2 separate regions of the Homo sapiens genome follow, and region 1 is linked to region 2. A link is an interaction called in ENCODE POLR2A ChIA-PET data of the cell type or tissue named here. Cell type or tissue: GM12878. All regions are shown on one strand. Links, peaks and the distances in the headings refer to the core of each region. The heading gives the core; the rest is flanking DNA.

Region 1 (4,394 bases), core at 319-4,318, 180 kb before region 2:
CTCTCAGGAATGCCTTTTTTTTCCTCCTCTCTCCCAATTCAGTGCTTAAGCTTTTTTCAGTCCTAACTCAAATCTGATCTCCCTGAAGCCTCCTAGGATGACTCAACTTTTAGTGATTTTGTCTCATTCATTACTTCATTGAACAGGCATTTATAAAGCCACTTATGTGCATGGCTCTTTATTAGGACAAGGAGAGTTCAGAGATGAGGCATGCCCCATCCTCAGGTCACTTACAGTTGAGAAAGGGAGGGAGAGGAGATATAAATAAGCCAACAGTGGGGGTCAGAGGACAGACAAGATTACCGATAATCTGGGAACTTGCAGGCTTTAAAGAGGTAGCATTTGCATGGGGTCTTCAAGGATGGACTAGATTGAACATGCAGGATATTTGGTCCAGGTGGTGAGAACATCATGGACTAAGATGCAGAGGTCAGATGTTCCATGCAAAGAGCCCCAGGCAGACTGGTGGCAGGAGCATGAGGCATTGTGGGAAATAGCACTGGCAAGGAGAGTGGGCTATGAGCTAGGCTAAGGAATTTGAACCTCACTGACTGGTAGGGAGGAGCTCCCCTGAGGGCAAGAGAAACCCTGGCTGTTAGGAAGAGTCAAACCCCCGTCCTGTGGGGGCTGAAACGACAGGGGCAAGGGAGCCAAGAAGGCCTGTGTTCTCCCTTGAGTTCCTGTGGCTGCCATTGACAATTGAAAGCGGGAGGGCAAAGATACTGGCATTTCCAGGACATTTTGTGGTATATGGCATGACGTGACCAAGCACAGCTATCTCTCACTATCCAAAGCTGTTTATTTCCAAGTTCAATGGGGTTTGGGTAGGACATTTGGGAATAAGGAATGCTCCTTTGTCCAAATCTATTTGGAATAGGAAGTAGTGAGATTCCAGATAAGAGGTGATTTATCAAAAATTTTATACAGATCTATTTAGTTCCTGATTTTGGACCTCAGAGAATGAGGGATATCTGCCTTTGAAGCAGCTGGCCCAGGAAAATCCGAGAGACCTCTAAGGGGCACGATCATGAGATAGAACTCACACCAAACCATCTCAGACTGTTACAGTTTGTCTAGTTGGTTAACATAAGCAGGGGTGATATAAAATGTTTAAATAGTTAGCAACATGAATACCGAACAATCAGGGTGGAAGCCAGCCAGACGCTCTTTCCAGTGGGAACTGAGTATCAGTTCTGTATATATGTCAGGGTTTCTGTTGTTATTTTGTTTTGTTTGAGACAGGGTCTTGCTCTGTTGCCCAGGCTGGAATGCAGTGGTACAATCATGGCTCACTGCAGCTTTGACTTCTCAGGCTCAAGCATTTCTCCACCTCAGCTTCCCAAGTAGCAGGGACCACAGGCATGCGCCACCATGCCTGGCTAACTTTTGCATTTTTAGTAGAGACAGGGTTTCACCATGTTTCCCAGGCTAGTCTCAAACTCCTAGGCTCAAGTGATCCACCCACTTCAACCTCTCAAAGTGCTGGGATTACAGGCGTGAGCCACCACAGCTGGCCCATATATCAGGGTTTTTTGTTTTGTTTTGTTTTTGCTACATCAGATGAAAAAACTTTTGAGGGCTTCATTTACCTTTTCTGAATTCACTGTGATGCCTAAAACAACACTGTACATATGTTAGGGGCTTAATATTTTAGATTCAGCTGAATTTCATTAGCTTTATACATATTTTTTAATTTCACAAAAATTATTTATTTTATTTTGTTTTTTTTTTTAGAGGGAGTCTCACTCTGTCACCCAGGCTGGAGTGCAGTGGTGTGATCTTGGCTCACTGCAACCTCCACCTCCCAGGTTCAAGCGATTCTCCTGCCTTGGTCTCCCAAGTAGCTGGGATTACAGGTGCCTGCCACCACGCCTGGCTAATTTTTGTATTTTTAGTAGAGATGGGGTTTCACCATGTTGGCCAGGCTGGTCTCAAACTCCTGACCTCAAGTTAATAATCATGCCAGCATTATGGACTGTTGGGACAATTGAATGAGTTAGTATAAGTAAAGTGCTTAGAATGTTGCTTGGCAGATAGGGAACCCTCAATAAACTTAACTGGGAGGGGGTTTCATTCTAAGCCAGTGTGCCTTCCATCTGGTAGATGGGGGTGATTGTCCGTTGCCCTTCTTTTCCTAGCAGAATAAAAAGGGTGCCTTGCTGAATTCTAAACTGTTTTCTCCCACTCAGTGCAGACTTATTCCTTACCTGTGGTGTTTGGACCAATGGTACCCCCATGCCTCCCTGTGCAACTCCAGAAAAGTGGCTTCCCCAGCCCAGCACACAGGACAGCTTAAACAGTTTATGAGCCGAGGCCTCCCCTTTGTCTACAAACTCCCATTTGCCTGCCACCTCAAATCCTATGGGATAGATCCCCCTGAGACTTTATACAACAAGGTCACCTCTCAAGCTCTGGCTTGTAGAAATTTAGTCCCTTCTTTGGCAATGTGGATGCCTGAAGTAGTAGATAGTGGGCTATGTTCAGATAAGAAAGACCCCCTAAATGGGTAGACCCACGCTCATTTCGCGGTCTTGTTTGTAGCTGTAGTACTGTCGCAGTTCAGTTGAGATTTTCATCACACTGGTCAGGAAATTCATAGTGAAGGTTACTACAGCAACCTTAACTCTGCTCTGGAAAGCATAGCCCTTACAATGGGGCCTTTCAGAGGCTGGCCCTGAAGCTGGGCAGTGATTCAGTCTATTCAGAACACAATGGGGCAAACCAGAATAGAAAGGAACTGCACATTGTTTTAGGCCTCCCATTGCCATCTGTAGCATTTCGTATTGTTGTCCATCCTTGCGGCCAACATGAGTTTTAGTTTCTCTAGTAACGCACTTTAAATTTCAGAACTCATATGCCTGCCAGTCGTAGTACATTTCATGGGAGTTGAAATAGTAATAATAATTCTGTAGTGGTGTACAAACTCACAGCCAGAAGATGCTGTAGAAACACATGTAGGAAAAGGTGGATTAAGGCTTTTCATTTGGAGACAAGGGAAACACCCATTGGGTGTGTTTGAAACAAAACTGATGAATTTGCCTTGAAATCCTGTAAAACTATCATAGATTTTTTTCTTTAAAAAGAATGTAATCTTTAAATGACCAGTAAAATAAAATCACCCCTTGCCTTTATCCACAGCCACTCAAAACAAATCCACTCACCAAACAAAATTTACTTAACAATAGGATCTGAACGGTTTACTTACATTTTTAAATCTAGAGAGTGTTGGGTAGATTTTAAAAAGCTGAATTTAGCTATTTAGCATGTGAACTATAGTTATACTAAGCAAAAGAGCTGTGGTTTCCTTAGAATGAGAGTTGGAAGGAAACTTTTTAAAATTTTTTTTTCCTTTAGAGCATTTATGGTATTTGATTTATTCATACTGCTTGCCCTGTGATCAAACAACTTTTCTTTGTTGTCTATTTAGATCCCTAGGGTTGTTTTATTTCCTTCCCTTCTTTAATGTTTCCCTCATGTTTAATTTAAATCATTTGCTTTTTATCTTCCTCGGCATCTCAAGCTATTTCTCTTTTTGTTAATCTTTGTTTTCTCTCTCTCTCTCTCTTTTTTTTTTTTTTTTTTTTTTTTTTTTTTAGTATTTTTAGTAGAGACGGGATTTCACCATGTTGGCCAGGCTAATCTCAAACTCCTGATCTCAGGTGATCCGCACGCCTTGACCTCCCAAAGTGCTGGGATTACAGGTGTGAGCCACCACGCCTGGCCACCTTTGTTCTCTTTTTGCTGCACTAAATTTAAAAAATAAATAAAAAATAATTGAAATGTGCTTTTGTTTGTTTGTTTTAGTGCAAAGCTAGCAGCTACTTCTGTATCTTAAACACACCAGCCTCCAACAAACACCAACAAACAATCGGTGAAACCTTTTCCTTTTAACTCCGGTGAACTTGAATTGACATGTAGTCACACCCAGGTATCTTTGGGTGTTGGTTATTTGATTAGGAGGTAATACTGTGTTTTTGGTCCAACTCCAAGGAAAGGAAGGGGTCACAGACCAGCAAAGAATATCAGGAGTACTGGTGCTGCTTTTCTTCATATTTTGGGTCGCTGGGCTCAGGTAGAAAGAGACTTTTGTGCACTTGGGAACAGAGTATCGTACAAATCCTTTCAGCATTTTTGCAACCAGAAACCATGCAAATGTTTTTGCAGATATGCTTGTGGTCTTGCTGGCAGTTTGTGAGCACAACGCTCTGTTTGAGGTGGTGATGTTGACTTCTGTTTTCTATTCACTGTCCTGCCCCAAATCGAGCATGCCGTCTTGTACTTTAATTGTGTGAGCACACTCTTTTCTACCTAATGCGGAGAGTGGGTATCAGTTGGTCTCCATTCCTTGCATAAAATGATTTTTACTATTACTGCTTTGAGATAATTTGTGTGTT
Region 2 (4,394 bases), core at 251-4,250:
AGTAGGTGCTCAATAAATGGAAGAAACTTGACCACCTGGGTTCAAAGATTACTGGAGCTGATCATTCTACTTTAGTAGCAGCCTCTTCTGCAGTATAATGTTTTCTTCTCTTTAACTAATTTATTCTAAATTGAAAAACTGGCAACTAAAAAGGAGAAAAGCATATTGCAGTCTATAAATAAAATAGGAGAAGGGAGCGAAGACTGAGCAAGTTCACAACTCAGTATTTCACTTTCCTATGCTGACTGGGTAATTATTTATAAAAATTATGCAAATTAAAAATTTATAAAGCAGTTAAAACAAGTATTTATTAATGAAAGATAAAAAAATCTTTGCTTTTTTAAATGTTTTTTTTTTTGAGATGGAGTCTCGCTCTGTCGCCCAGGCTGGAGTGCAGTGGCACGACCTTGGCTCACTGCAAGCTCCGCCTCCCGGGTTCACGCCATTCTCCTGCCTCAGCTTCTGGAGTAGCTGGGACTACAGGCGCCTTCCACCACACTCGCCTAATTTTTTGTATTTTTAGTAGAGACGGGGTTTCACCGTGTTAGCCAGGATGGTCTCGATCTCCTGACCTTGTGATCCGCCCACCTCGGCCTCCCAAAGTGTTGGGATTACAGGCTTGAGCCACTGCACCCAGCCAAATCAATGCTTTCAAAAAAAAAGTACTTCTCCAAGTAAAACCTAACAAGATGCTAAGCTATACAAATATATATTAAGGTAATAAAATATTTTTTAAAAAGAGGAGGCGGCCAGGCCTGGTGGCTCACGCCTATAATCCCAGCACTTTGGGAGGCCAAGGTGGGTGGATCACGAGGTCAGAAGTTTGAAATCAGCCTAACCAACATGGTGAAACCCCATCTCTACTAAAAATACAAAAATTAGCTGGGCCTGTGGTGTCACACACCTGTAATCCCAGCTACTCAGGAGGCTGAGGCAGGAGAATCGTTTGAACCTGGGAGGCAGAGGTTGCAGTGAGCGGAGATCACACCACTGCACTCCAGCCTGGGTGACAGAGCGAGACTCTGTCTCAAAAAAAAAAAGACAATTTTAATTTACAGTAAAGCTCAATGATTATAATTTCCAGTCTTCGAGGATGCATCAATAACAACAATAACAAAACAAAAAAACAGTTTAAAACATGTCCTCCCCTCTTAAATCAAAGGTCTTAAACTGAGGAAGAACCAGGTGAGCAAGAACTATGCAGGCATGCATGCCATTTATACAAGAATTTGAGAACCCAGGCCAAGTGCGGTGGCTCACACCTGTAATCCCAGCATTTTGGAAGGCTGAGGCAGGTGGATTGCTTCAGCTCAGGAGTTTGAGGCCAGCTTGGGAAACATGGCAAAACCTCGCCTCTACAAAAAATACAAAAATTAGCCAGGCATGGTGGCGCACACTTGTTGTCCCAACTACTTGGAGGCTGAAATGGGAGAATCACCTGAGCCCAGGAGATCAAAACTGCAGTGACCCATGATTATGCCACTGTACTCCAGCCTAGAGACAGAGTGAGACTCTGTCAAAAAAAAAAAAAAAAAGAAAGAAAGAAAGAAAAGAATAGAATAGAATTTGGGAACCTGGAAACCTCAAGGAGCTAGAACAAATGAGTAGAGGTACCCAGGGTACCAGAGACGGTAAGACCTTAAGGAAGATGAACAGGCAAAAGCAAACCAAAGAAAATCAAGGCAATTCTGGGAACTGCAAATTGATTTGAGATGTCAGCAGGATAGCCTGTGAGGTATGAGAAGATGAGCTGAAAAGCTGAACAACAGCCGAGCTTCTAGAAGCTTAGATTTTATCCAAACGTTAAGGTGAAAAACTGAAGGAGTTTATCAAGTGACTAGAATCAGATTTGCATTGTAATAAGCATATGCAGCTTCAGCTGAAGGTTAACTTTTTCAAGGATAAGCATTATCACCCACCCCTGGAAGGGCAGTCAATAACAAAAAGTCTGGTTTAAGGAGATAGAGGTTATCATGTGCTATCATACCACTTTAGAATATTTTTCTGGCTCCTATTCAGAAGTGCAACTGAGTTTAGCCATATCCAAAAGCCACCAAGGGCTTGGCGTGGTGGCTCACATCTGTGATCCGGGCACTTTGGAAGCCCAAGGTGGGAGGATTGCTTGTGCCCAGGAGTTTGAGTCCAACCTGGGCAACATAGTGAGATCTTCTCCATCAATCAAGCAGTCAACAACAAAAGCCACTAGGATAAGACAAAGATTCTTGCCCTGGCCCTTAATTTAGAATTCCTTGAAAGCATTCATTTTGAACTCCAACATAATTTAATTATTGTAAGACCCTTTCTAAGATCCTACTCATCTGGTCAGGTAATCTGTTCTAGCTATGACTCCTCAGTACCTCTCATAAGCATGCATCTCTCTTTGTGACAGATAAAGCCATACTTCTACTCCTATGTCCTCCAACTTGACTGGGAGCTCCTCTAGACAGAATCGATGGTTTATTCAACTTGTTTCCCCAGTGTCCAGCAAACATGGGACTAGTAGAAAGCCTTCCATGTCCTTTCTAACTACTGTGTTTACCAAAGCCTCATTAATCAGCAAAAAACACCATTTTCTCCAAAACCTGCAGGATAATAAGCTTCTATGACTACCTGTAAAGGGCTGGAACTCTTCCGAGGTCTCAGCCAGGGCACTTTGTGATTCAGTTGTGTCAACTGCTACAGAGAAAGAAACCTGCCCTCCAGTTTTGCAAAAAGGATAGTATAAATTTGGTTAGAAGACTGGGAACATCTCCTATCATGGACACATGGCTTATGTTATCACCTTTCCAGGAAAATTGATAGAAACCTGTGCACTCAAGTGGCATTTCCACACCTCCAGGGATTGGCTCTAAAGAACAGTGATAACCCTGCAGATAAAGCAGATGACAAAGTAAAAGCCAGAAGGCTGACCAGAGACAGGCAGGCAGAGAGACTCACCTGCTAGAAGGTGGGACTCTACCTAAATCGTGGACTTAGAGATTCCTTCACTACTTTCTCAGAGGGAAATGTATTTGAATTGGAAATAATTCCTGTTCATTAATTCCTCATAACTTCTAAATCTAGAACATGTAGCTATATGTTTCAACCCTGGAATTGATTTTTATATGAACTGAGCTACGGGTCCATAATGCTTTATCTCAAACAGTGGCCTCAATTTTGCCAGGAAGCAAGAGAAAAAGGAGTCAGCCAAGGAGTAAAGGAAACACAAAAAGGATGAAGTTATGGAGGTCACAGGAGGAAACTATTTTTCCCTTTGTTTCTTTAGTAACATATTTATGGTCTTTGCTTTTAAAAAAAGAAAAAAAAAAGCCTTCTTTTCTTCTTCTCTAACTTGAACAGTAATATGTACCCATGGTAAAAGTTTGAAGTTTTTTGTTTTTGTTCTTGTTTTGTTGTTGTTGTTTTTTGAGACAGAGTCTCGCTGTCGCCCAGGCTGGAGTGCAGTGGCACAATCTCGGCTCACTGCAGGCTCCGGCCCCCAGGGTTCACGCCATTCTCCTGCCTCAGCCTCCCAAGTAGCTGGGACTACAGGCGCCCACCACCTCGCCCGGCTAATTTTTTGTATTTTTAGTAGAGACGGGGTTTTACTGTGTTAGCCAGGATGGTCTCGATCTCCTGACCTCGCGATCCGCCCGCCTCGGCCTCCCAAAGTGCTGGGATTACAGGCGTGAGCCACTGCACCCGGCCAAAGTTTGACGTTTTAAGGAAGAAAATGAAAGTCAATCTTAAGTCCAACATAATATTCAAAAATAACTACCATCAATATTCTGCATACAAATGTACATTTTAAAAGCAAATCTGGGGTTGCACTGTTTATATATTGTTATAATCTGATTTTTCCACTTAATGTTACAAGCATTTTGATGCCTTTAAATATTCTACTAAAACATGATATTTATGGCTGCATAGTATTTCCTTAAATGGATTTAACTAGGGTATTTCTCTACTCTATAAGAGACACTCATCATAGCACTATCTAAAAGTACTTGATTATCCCTCTGATCATTTTCTTTGGATAAAAAACAAAGCTACTGGGTATGGAGAATAACCATTTGAAATATACTACCGCCAGGCGCAGTGGCTCACACCTGTAATCCCAGCACTTTGAGGGGCGGGGGCAGGTGGATCACCTGAGGTCAAGAGTTGGAGACCAGCCAGGCCAACATAGTGAAAATCAGCTGGGCATGGTAGCATGCACCTGTAATCCCAGCTACTCGGGAGGCTGAGACAGGAGAATCGCTTGAACCCGGGAGGCGGAGGTTGCAGTTAGCAGAGATCGAGCCACTGAACTGCAGCCTGGGCGACAGAGCAAGACTCCGTCCCCCCCCAAAAATATATACATATACTGCCAAATCGCCCTCCTGCGATGTGGGAGGAACCACATTCAAACCATT

Evidence for each region. Peaks named below come from ENCODE experiments on the same cell type or tissue, not always from the same donor. Only the 100,000 strongest peaks of a DNase experiment are listed, where the experiment ranks them.
Region 1: POLR2A ChIA-PET joins it to region 2 with 6 read pairs; 3 of 35 experiments call an interaction of 5 or more read pairs at or near these places.

Annotation. Positions count from the first base shown.
Region 1 is chr15:59,290,883-59,295,276 of GRCh38, reverse strand. The region is part of intron 1 of MYO1E (myosin IE); the gene reads left to right. Among named protein-coding and RNA genes, the nearest start is that of MYO1E, 80 kb to the left of the region's middle. In GM12878, for the core only: no CTCF peak of the experiment used is centred there; no DNase peak of the experiment used is centred there; H3K4me3 peaks cover 1,409 bases; H3K27ac peaks cover 1,429 bases.
Region 2 is chr15:59,108,998-59,113,391 of GRCh38, reverse strand. All of the region lies in intron 3 of CCNB2 (cyclin B2), which reads right to left. Among named protein-coding and RNA genes, the nearest start is that of CCNB2, 6.0 kb to the right of the region's middle. In GM12878, for the core only: no CTCF peak of the experiment used is centred there; no DNase peak of the experiment used is centred there.